Regions from separate parts of the Homo sapiens genome. Here region 1 is linked to region 2. Evidence: chromatin contacts called from ENCODE Hi-C or POLR2A ChIA-PET data. All regions are on one chromosome and are shown on one strand. Each heading gives the region's core, a stretch centred on a gene start or an enhancer-like site at or near the end of the contact. The rest is flanking DNA. Distances are from core to core; before and after follow the strand shown. Region 1 overlaps CACNB4 (calcium voltage-gated channel auxiliary subunit beta 4). Region 2 overlaps NEB (nebulin).

Region 1 (4,376 bases), core at 562-3,061, 270 kb before region 2:
GTCAGGAGTTTGAAACCCGCCTGGCCACCATGTCAAAACCCTACTAAAAAGTACAAAAATTAGCCAGATGTGGTGGCTCACACCTGTAGTCCCAGCTACTTGGGAGGCTGAGGCATGAATCGCTTGAACCCAGGAGGCGGAGGTTTCAGTGAGCCGAGACTGCATCACTGCACTCCAGCCTGGACAACAGAGTGAGACTCCATCTCAAAGAAAAAAAAAAAAAAAGAAAGAAAAGAAAAAAGAGAGATATGGAACGGGGGCATCAAACTCAAACTCAAGTGTTTTCAGAGGCCAGCAGGTAACAAATGTGAGACAAGTGGCTTAGTCCAGGTGACAGGGAGTAGTATGGACTGTGGCAAGCTGAATAGAGCACATCCCACCTGAGACATTCAGATCTCAAACATAAATCCTGGGCAATGTGGGCCACTGATGGGCTTGGATGACATTGAACTTCTGATGGTGAGGTTGCTGTGCCCTTTGAAGGCATGCAGAGTGGTGTCGAGGGCATATGCAAGACCACATGGTATATGAGGCATATCTTCCTGGCTGTGTCAATAGCACTAGAAGATTATGGGTAAAAATTGATGCACTTTCACTAAGTACTTAAAAAATGATTTTTATGGTATGACAAAGACAGGTGGAGTAGAATACTAATGATAGCGAACATTGTTGAATGCTGACTATGTGCCAGGCACCGTTCTGAGCATTTTGCATATATTATCTCCTTCAGTCCTCCAAATAGCCCATGTACTTGGTTCCATTGTTATCCCTATTTACAAATAAGGAAATGGAGGTGCAGAAAGGGGAAGTAACTTGCCCGAAATGGTTGTGACAGAAATCTGGGACACAGTGGTGGTTGCACTTGCACTTAGAATTAACTCTGAGTTTCCTGAAAGCTGTTTCTCATTTATTTTGTCATGGCACTGTAGTCCAAGAGTAATTTAAGAAATGTTTCCATTTTTATTGTAGATTTAGAAATACATGTGCAGGTTTGTTCCAAGGACGAGGTTGTGTGGTGCTGAGGTTTGTGTTTCTATGGATCCCTTCACCCAGATCATGAACATAGTACCCAATAGGAAGTTTTTCCGCCCCCCTCACTCCCTCCTTTTGAAGTCTCCATTGTCTCTTGTTCCCATCTTTATGTCTGTGTGACCCCAAATTTTAGCTCTCACTTATAAGTGAGAACATTCAGTTCTTGATTTTCCATTTCTGCATTAGTTCTCTTAGGATGACAGCCTCCTGCTGCATCCACATTGCTGCAAAGAACCTGATTTTGTTCTTTTTATGACTGCCTAGTATTCCCTGATGTATATGTCCCACGTTTTCTTTGTCTGATCCACCACTGATGGGCATGTAGGTTGAGTCCATGTCTTTGCTACTGTGAATAGTACTGCGATGAACATACACATGCATGTGTCTTTATGGCAGAAAGATTCATTCTCCTTTGAGTAGATACCCAGTAATGGAACTGCTGGGTTGAATGGTAGTTCTATTTTTAGTTCTTTGCAAAATTTCCAAAGTGCTTTCCACAGGGGCTGAACTAATTTGCATTCCCACCAACAGTTTATAAGCATTTCTTTTTTGCCACGACCTCACCAGCATCTGTTATTTTTTGACTTTTTAATAATAGCAATTCTGACTGGTGTGAGATGGTGTCTCATTGTGGTTTTGATTTGCATCCAAGAGTAATTTAAATAGGGACCACTAGATGTCACTACCCAGTGCTCCTTAAGAAAGAGAAACAGACAAGAAACGCCGCTGTGGCTCTGCCTTGAAGAAACAGAAAAACTGCTTAACCACTGATATTTATGGTCTTCCTATTGAAGAATGCTGATGTGACCTGGTTGCCACAGTGCCTCTGACTCCTCCCCTATCCCCATTGTCCAGCCCAGCTAAGTGGTGCTGCGGGAGCCCTATTCTGCTGGTAGATTTTGTAATTTCAGGAAAACTAGAAGGGACTCTGTCATTTCATAAGTCAACTCCTTCCTGCATCAGCTGCCCACTCCACTGAAGGCAGGAGGGGCAGGATTGACTGAAGGAGGTTTTGGTTGTTAGCATGTGTGTGTGTGTGTGTGTGTGTGTGTGTGTGTGTGTATGTATGTAAAGTAGGGGGGACACGGGGGTTGTTTCCAGTTTTGAATAACTCAGGACCTGCTCTTGCACATTGGTCTAGTGCTTTCAACTAAGACCTTCCTTAACATGGGGCTTGCACAGGGCAGAAGTGTGACCAATATATGCTAAATTAAGTTGCACAGAAGGGCAGGAATGGGGCTTCTGCACAGAACATCGAAAAGGAGAGGAGGATCTTGGAAGGGACTAGGTAGTGCCTGAACCTCTCAGGGCAGTGGGTAGGTAGAGGAGAGTTTGCCAGGGGTTCATTCAGAGGGAAATAAAGGAAGGTGTATGGTGCCCTCCTCACAGGTACCCGACTTACTTATTCAGGATATAGCTATGGAATGTACATGTTCTTCAGGTACCTACAAAGATTTGTCAAAGTTGAGCAAATCAACCAGGCACGGTGGCTCATGCCTATAGTCCCAGCGCTTTTGGAGACTGAGGCAGGAGGATCACTTGAGCCCAGGAGTTCAAGACCAGCCTGGGTAACAACGAGATCCTGTCACCAGACATGGTGGCATGTGCCTGTGGTCCGAGTACTTGGGAGGCAGAGGTGAGAGGATTGCTTGACCCCAGAAGTTTAAGGCTGCAGTGAGCCTTAATGGCACCATTGCACTCCAGCCTGGGTGACAGAGACCATGTTTGTTTGGTTTTTTTTTAAAGTAAGGTTTTTTTTTTTATTAATTTCTCTTTAAAATATTCCTTTTCCTCCATCCCAGCATCCTCAACTAACTTAAAAATCTTCCTTCTTTACTGTAAATATTTCAAGAATTCTGTATATCTAAATATAGTCAATACAATGATGAATTACATTTTTATCCAGTTACCTTGAGGCTGGAAAACGAAGAGAGGTTTCTCTAGAACACTGTGAAAGGTAACCCATACCAAAATAGAGCAGAGAAGGGGGAGGAGGGAACTGCCGCAGAAAAACCTTAAAGCTTTCACTGAAATGTGTCTCCTTTCTTTTGGAGAGGAGGTCAAAATATAATAAGCGCATCAAGAGCTGTTTTGAAAAATGGGGCTGTGTAAGTTATGAGAACAGCTGTAGAGATTTTTTTTTTTTTTTTAGATGGAATCTTGGTCTGTCGCCCAGGCTGGAGTGCAGTGGCACAATCTTGGCTCACTGCAACCTCCACCTCCCTGGTTGAAGCAATTCCCCTGCCTCAGCCTCCCAAGTAGCTGGGATTATAGGTGCATGCCACCAGGCCCGGCTAATTTTTTTTGTATTTTTAATAGAGACAGGGTTTCACCATATTGGCCAGACTGGTCTTGAACTCCTGACCTCAGGCAATCTGCCTGCCTCAGCCTCCCAAAGTGCTGGGATTACAGGTGTGAGGCACCATGCCCGGCCGAGATATGTTTTTAAAATCTGGATAATAAAGCAAATGGTATAGATGAATGTCTTTAAATTACAGGAAGAAAATGGTATCAGGCAAAACTTTATATTTTCCATGGGCCCTGGAGATGGAAATTCATTTGCTTGGGAGTGGAAAGCATGCTTTGCATGATGTTCATTGATGGAATGTATTTTAAAAATGCAGAACCTAATTGGGGCTCTCAAATTTTCTACCCTTATTAATTCAAATGGAGACTTTCTGCTAAACTCAAAAATGCAAATACTAAGTTATTTCAAATAGGAATCCTGCTAACACTAGTACCTCTTTATTGCATGTAACCACAGATGCTTCCTTTTGAGTCCTTGGTCATCACTAACACCACATAGAATGGTATCAAGCTCATTTTGATGCTGCTGTATCTATTTGGTGTGAATGATAATAGCCATACTGCACATTTGAATCACACTATCACATGTGGTTACATTGAATTCTTACAGCAACTCTGTGTGGTATAAGGTACACATTGTTAAATATATTTGATAGATGATAGAACCAAGTCTCAGAGAGGTGAATTAACTTGACCAAGGCAACAATTAGTTAGTTGGATAAGTTGCATATTTGATCTCAGAAGAATTCTTATTAAAATGAATAGATTCCAATAACATTTTGCTTTGGGGAAGTATCTGCAAAATCTTCCACTGCAGCTATTTAGGCCATGGTCGCTGTATAACCTCGACAGTATTTGCTGTATATATGAACAGAGAAAGACCCACACAGATACATCTTTGATTTATATCAGCTCCACATGATTTGGTATTAAAAAAATTGTCTTCCTAAAAAAATCATATTCCCAATTCATTGAATCAAGAAGTGCCATCACATGTGTGTGTATATGTATGTGTGTGTGTGTTTCAAGTAAGAGGA
Region 2 (4,290 bases), core at 709-3,208:
GTTTTTATCATCTTACGGTTTTTCCTCACCGGCTCTTGCCTTTAGCTTCACATTCTAGAAATAAAATCTAAAGGCTTGGAACTATAATGCACATAAATACAGTGCCATGAATCTGAATGTGCTTAATAATTACCAATTAATGATGATGATCTAAACACATGAAAATCTCCAAATGCCTAAGGCACTTGGAGGCAGTTTTGAAAATCTGTGCTTTTTAATAAGACTGAAATTAACTGTAAGAGCTACCCAGAACCAAATTTTAGGTGGCAGTGCCAAAATTTCTCTTTGGAAAATTATTTTAGTGACCAGTCTATATTTAGATGAAGAAAATTTTATTTATTCTACAAATAAAATAGCTTTTATTACTGAAGGATATGAGGGAAAAAATAGAATGAATCTCGTACAATGTAACACTCAGCCTCTCTGGCTTAAATGCTGATACCACATCTTTCATGCTGATATTATCACTAGTGTGCATTTTACTTATGTACCTAAGGGTCAGAAATATCACTGTCAAACACTAATACAATTATAAATTAAATTGTCTTCCCTATGATAATAATGCCAGTAACAGTTTTTACTCTCCAACTTAAATATCCCTTGTCTTTCTTAAAATAATTGTGTACCTTTGCCACTGGAAATTGTCCTTAGTGCTAGACTTGATTGATTCAACTAGATGTCATAAAAAAGGAGGTGGCTATTTTTAGACATCCCATCCCTACCATTTTGTTCCCATTACAGCATCTGTGTCTGACCAGCAGGTGATAAACGAATAGACTGCCTGCCAGAAAGTATTGAACTGAGATCTCTTTGACCTCAAAAAAGATCATGAGCATAAGAGGGTGGTGCATTCGAAAAAATGGCCAGGGAAGATTTTAGAAAACAGAGAGGAACTAGCTTTAAAAATATGCAGAAAACAGAGAAGAACTGGCTTTAAAAATATATCTCCTTGGGATCTTGGACATCTGAAATAAAGTTTTACTGTTCTCTCTACTCTAACTTAAACTTGAAAAGAAAGAGAGAGAAGCAAGGATGCACTATCTAATTAGTGGCACAGCTCTAAAAAAAGAGTGAGATTTGGCATACAAGTTAATGCCAACCATTTAAATAATGTTGCCTCTTTTATAAGCGTATTTCTAAGATGGATTTACCAATGGTGAGAGCCCAGCAAAGGTAAAATTGAATGGTTTCCAAGGAGCTGCTTTTAAACTTGGATGCTGAGAAAATCCAAAATAGTTGTGAATCTTCCATTTTATTTTAATATTTCTTCTGAAGCCACTGATGTTTTGTGTGACTGGAGGAATGACTCTATGTGGCGTCAGCATCAAACAATATTTTCTAGTGTCCAAATGATATTTCTCATGTGCTGAAAAGTCACAACTGTAAAAAAGCAAATCTCTGTCCTGTCAGTGCTTGTGATTTTTGTTGCTATGTGTAACGACATACAGGCAGAATTAGATTTTAAATTAAAACAATAGCTCAAGAGTAAAGAAAGCACAAGAATGAGGAACATTAGGCAAGTTCTAGACGATTGTTAACGCAGGTGAAATAGCACAGGCGGCCTACTGACAATGGTTAAGTAATTTGATGACACTTCACTGAAAAGAATGCAGGCCATTGAGGGAAATTTTGCATCTTAATGTTTTCCCTTCCCTTGAGTGCTGTATGTTTTGGTGTTAAAGATAAGAAAAAGGAAGCATAAAGTGTTTTACATCCTTTTTTTTTTTTTTTTTTTTTCACTAAGAAATGAGCCAAGTGTTTCATCTTTATCCCTTTCCTCATGTGCTTGGCCTAAACGAGCCTCTCCTTCTGTTCACCCTACAGAGCAGGGTGAGGCTAAGGACAGGATTCCTCTCTCCTTACACATCTGAAACCAAGTGTCAACCAGTTCCTTTCTGCATCTATTTATTGCTGGTGATGTCAGAAGTAGAACAAAAGTAGACTTGGTTTCAGATCCAGGCTGCAGATCCATCATGCAGGCCATGATGACCTCAGAGCCACTATGGCAAATTGCAGCCTACCTTTCCCACACTTTGTGATGAAGAATCTTCTCATTTTCCCCTTCATTACTTGGCATTTACCAGTTTTCATATTAGCACCACTCTGTTTAGGACAATCACACTATTGAAAGGGACTCACCCATCACTCCAGAAGAAACTTATTACTTACTAATCAGGAGGGTATAGGAATAATTGAGATGTGGATATACCTTGGGATCTTATTATTTCCATGATGCAATCCATTTAAAAATGTATTCACACTCGAGTTTCTGTTTTAGTTTATTGTTAGTTTGCAAACAGTGAGTTTTATCACAGTTCCTCTCTGCCCAACCCACACACTCAGGATCTTCTTATTGTATTCTCTTCTCAGCAAATTCTATCTTGGGGACCATAAGAAAAAAATTTCCATGTCCCAGTAAAGTAAAATAGCTTCTCTTGATTAAAAAACAGCCTCATACATTTTTCTCAGCCCTCTGCATCTCTTTGTCCATTTGGATGGCATTCACTTTAGCTTTCCTGAAGTATTACAAAGTGAAGATGGGTTCCAAAATATGAACAGGCTCCCTCACCTACCCCTTTCCCACAGACATTCCAAATCAACCGAGCTAGTGCAGTCACCTAAGTGGTTCAGCTGAGGCAGAGGAGAGGTGGTTTCTGCTTTGGTTCTCTTGCCAATGCCTTTGTGCTCTATTTACAGTACTACACAGAAGAAGTGGTTTACGAAGAGGTGCCGGGAGAGGTAAGGCCCAGCCCACAGCTGCATAAACTGCATTCTCATTAAAGCAGGAAGAGCTTTCTCCTTTCTTAGACTCCCAGGGCCACAAAGATGGCAAAAGGGATTATCTGACAGAGGATCACTCACCTACCTGTGCCCAGAAGCTGGTGTGAAAGCACAAACATTACCTGTTTGATGGATTATTTCACCTTTTTTTCCTATTCAAAAAACGCAAGATGGCAGGGGGTGGTTCCCCCTATTTCTTCTGTGTGATATTTTTGTGTAGATGAAGCTAATTAGAATAATGTCAGTGGCTATCACCATTCTCCAACAGCAGCAGGAGGGATGGTGACAACAAGCCAAGGAGCCTTGGCTTTGTGATTGGCATAGGGACAAGCAGTTTTACTGTGTGGAGTTATAACTTGTAGGACACCATCTCTGCCACCAGGGATGGTGTCTCCAGGGCTTCGTCCCTGATGATGCATTGAAATGCTACTCAGATTTTAGCACATTAGCAATTCTAAATAACCTATTACCATAAATATTCCACGTTCAAGCTCTTTTTTTTTTCAAGGTGAAATACCTCTCTCATGCTTTATTTTCTGCATGCAGCTGTTTCTCTTTGAGCATGACAAACAGTGATATGGATGGTTAATCCTGAAGCTTGTTCAGAGAGCCTGTGACTGCATAAAAACTAGTATCTGTAGATGCTGTAATTTGGTTAGTCTCTCACAGTCAACCATGCCTAGGTAATCATGGGCAGAAAACAACCTATTAGCAATGATGTGACAACACTAGAGGGGGTTTTTGTAAATGTACAATTTCCTTACTAGGTTCTCTTTTCATAATTGATGCTAGAATTCTTTGGTACAGATGATATTAGCTGTGAAGGGAAGGATACTGTGAAATGGATTGAAGAGTTGGCTGCTTATCTTTTTTTCTTACATGCATTATTTTTAACCTTGGATTAGACCCAAACTTTGGGTCTTAGTGTCTTCCACTACAGCCTGCTGTAAGAAATAGTAATTTCTCACCTACTACGTAGATAGGACTGTTGTGAGGATAATTACCCCATTATGTTGTCATCATTATTCTTGTCCACCTAAGCATTTATTAGTGTAAATGGCACTCCGGTTCACATTAATTAACTGACTAAGCCAAGGGAATGAAAATCTCTTATAATATTGATGCGATTCATTTTTTTAAAGTTCATTATTCTTTGTCTCCTACTACAGTGGAGAATGCCTAAATCCCTGCAGAACAAACGACCAATTTTCCCTTAGTCATTTACAAGTTAATATTAAAGTCAAGAATTTGAGCTTTGTTTGATTATCTTAACCTTTTGTTCCCCGAACTCAAGTTTGCTTTTACTTTACCCAGGCAACTTAAGATTTTCAACTGTTTTAAAAAAATAGTTTATTGCCAATTTCCCCCCCACTACTTTGAAGTGTTCGAGTGTCTTTCTGCAAATGCAAACTTAAGGCAATGTTGCAAAGTAATAAGGAGTAAACTTTTTATTCCACGCAATCCCAACAATCAGCATTCAGATTTGTGTACATAATGTGCCTTCATACG

The links. Hi-C counts contacts between places; a loop is a spot of excess contacts on that map. ChIA-PET counts read pairs that join two places held with the same protein, here RNA polymerase II (POLR2A). Pooled maps may share reads with other maps.
Region 1: a loop to region 2 is called in a pooled map, with 2.0 times the contacts of the local background. The contact joins two enhancer-like sites. A Hi-C loop is called at or near these places in 2 of 50 pooled maps. POLR2A ChIA-PET finds 5 or more read pairs at or near these places in 2 of 52 experiments (OCI-LY7 and activated T-cell).

Annotation. Positions count from the first base shown.
Region 1 is chr2:152,002,251-152,006,626 of GRCh38, reverse strand. All of the region lies in intron 2 of CACNB4 (calcium voltage-gated channel auxiliary subunit beta 4), which reads left to right. Among named protein-coding and RNA genes, the nearest start is that of CACNB4, 95 kb to the left of the region's middle. Within about 2 kb of position 1,811, at least 5 of the 41 ENCODE cell types and tissues checked have a DNase peak (open chromatin) inside an H3K27ac peak, as active enhancers do.
Region 2 is chr2:151,728,064-151,732,353 of GRCh38, reverse strand. It overlaps NEB (nebulin), which reads left to right. Exons shown (of 182, transcript NM_001164508.2): 4 at 2,698-2,739. Among named protein-coding and RNA genes, the nearest start is that of NEB, 4.3 kb to the left of the region's middle. Within about 2 kb of position 1,958, at least 2 of the 41 ENCODE cell types and tissues checked have a DNase peak (open chromatin) inside an H3K27ac peak, as active enhancers do.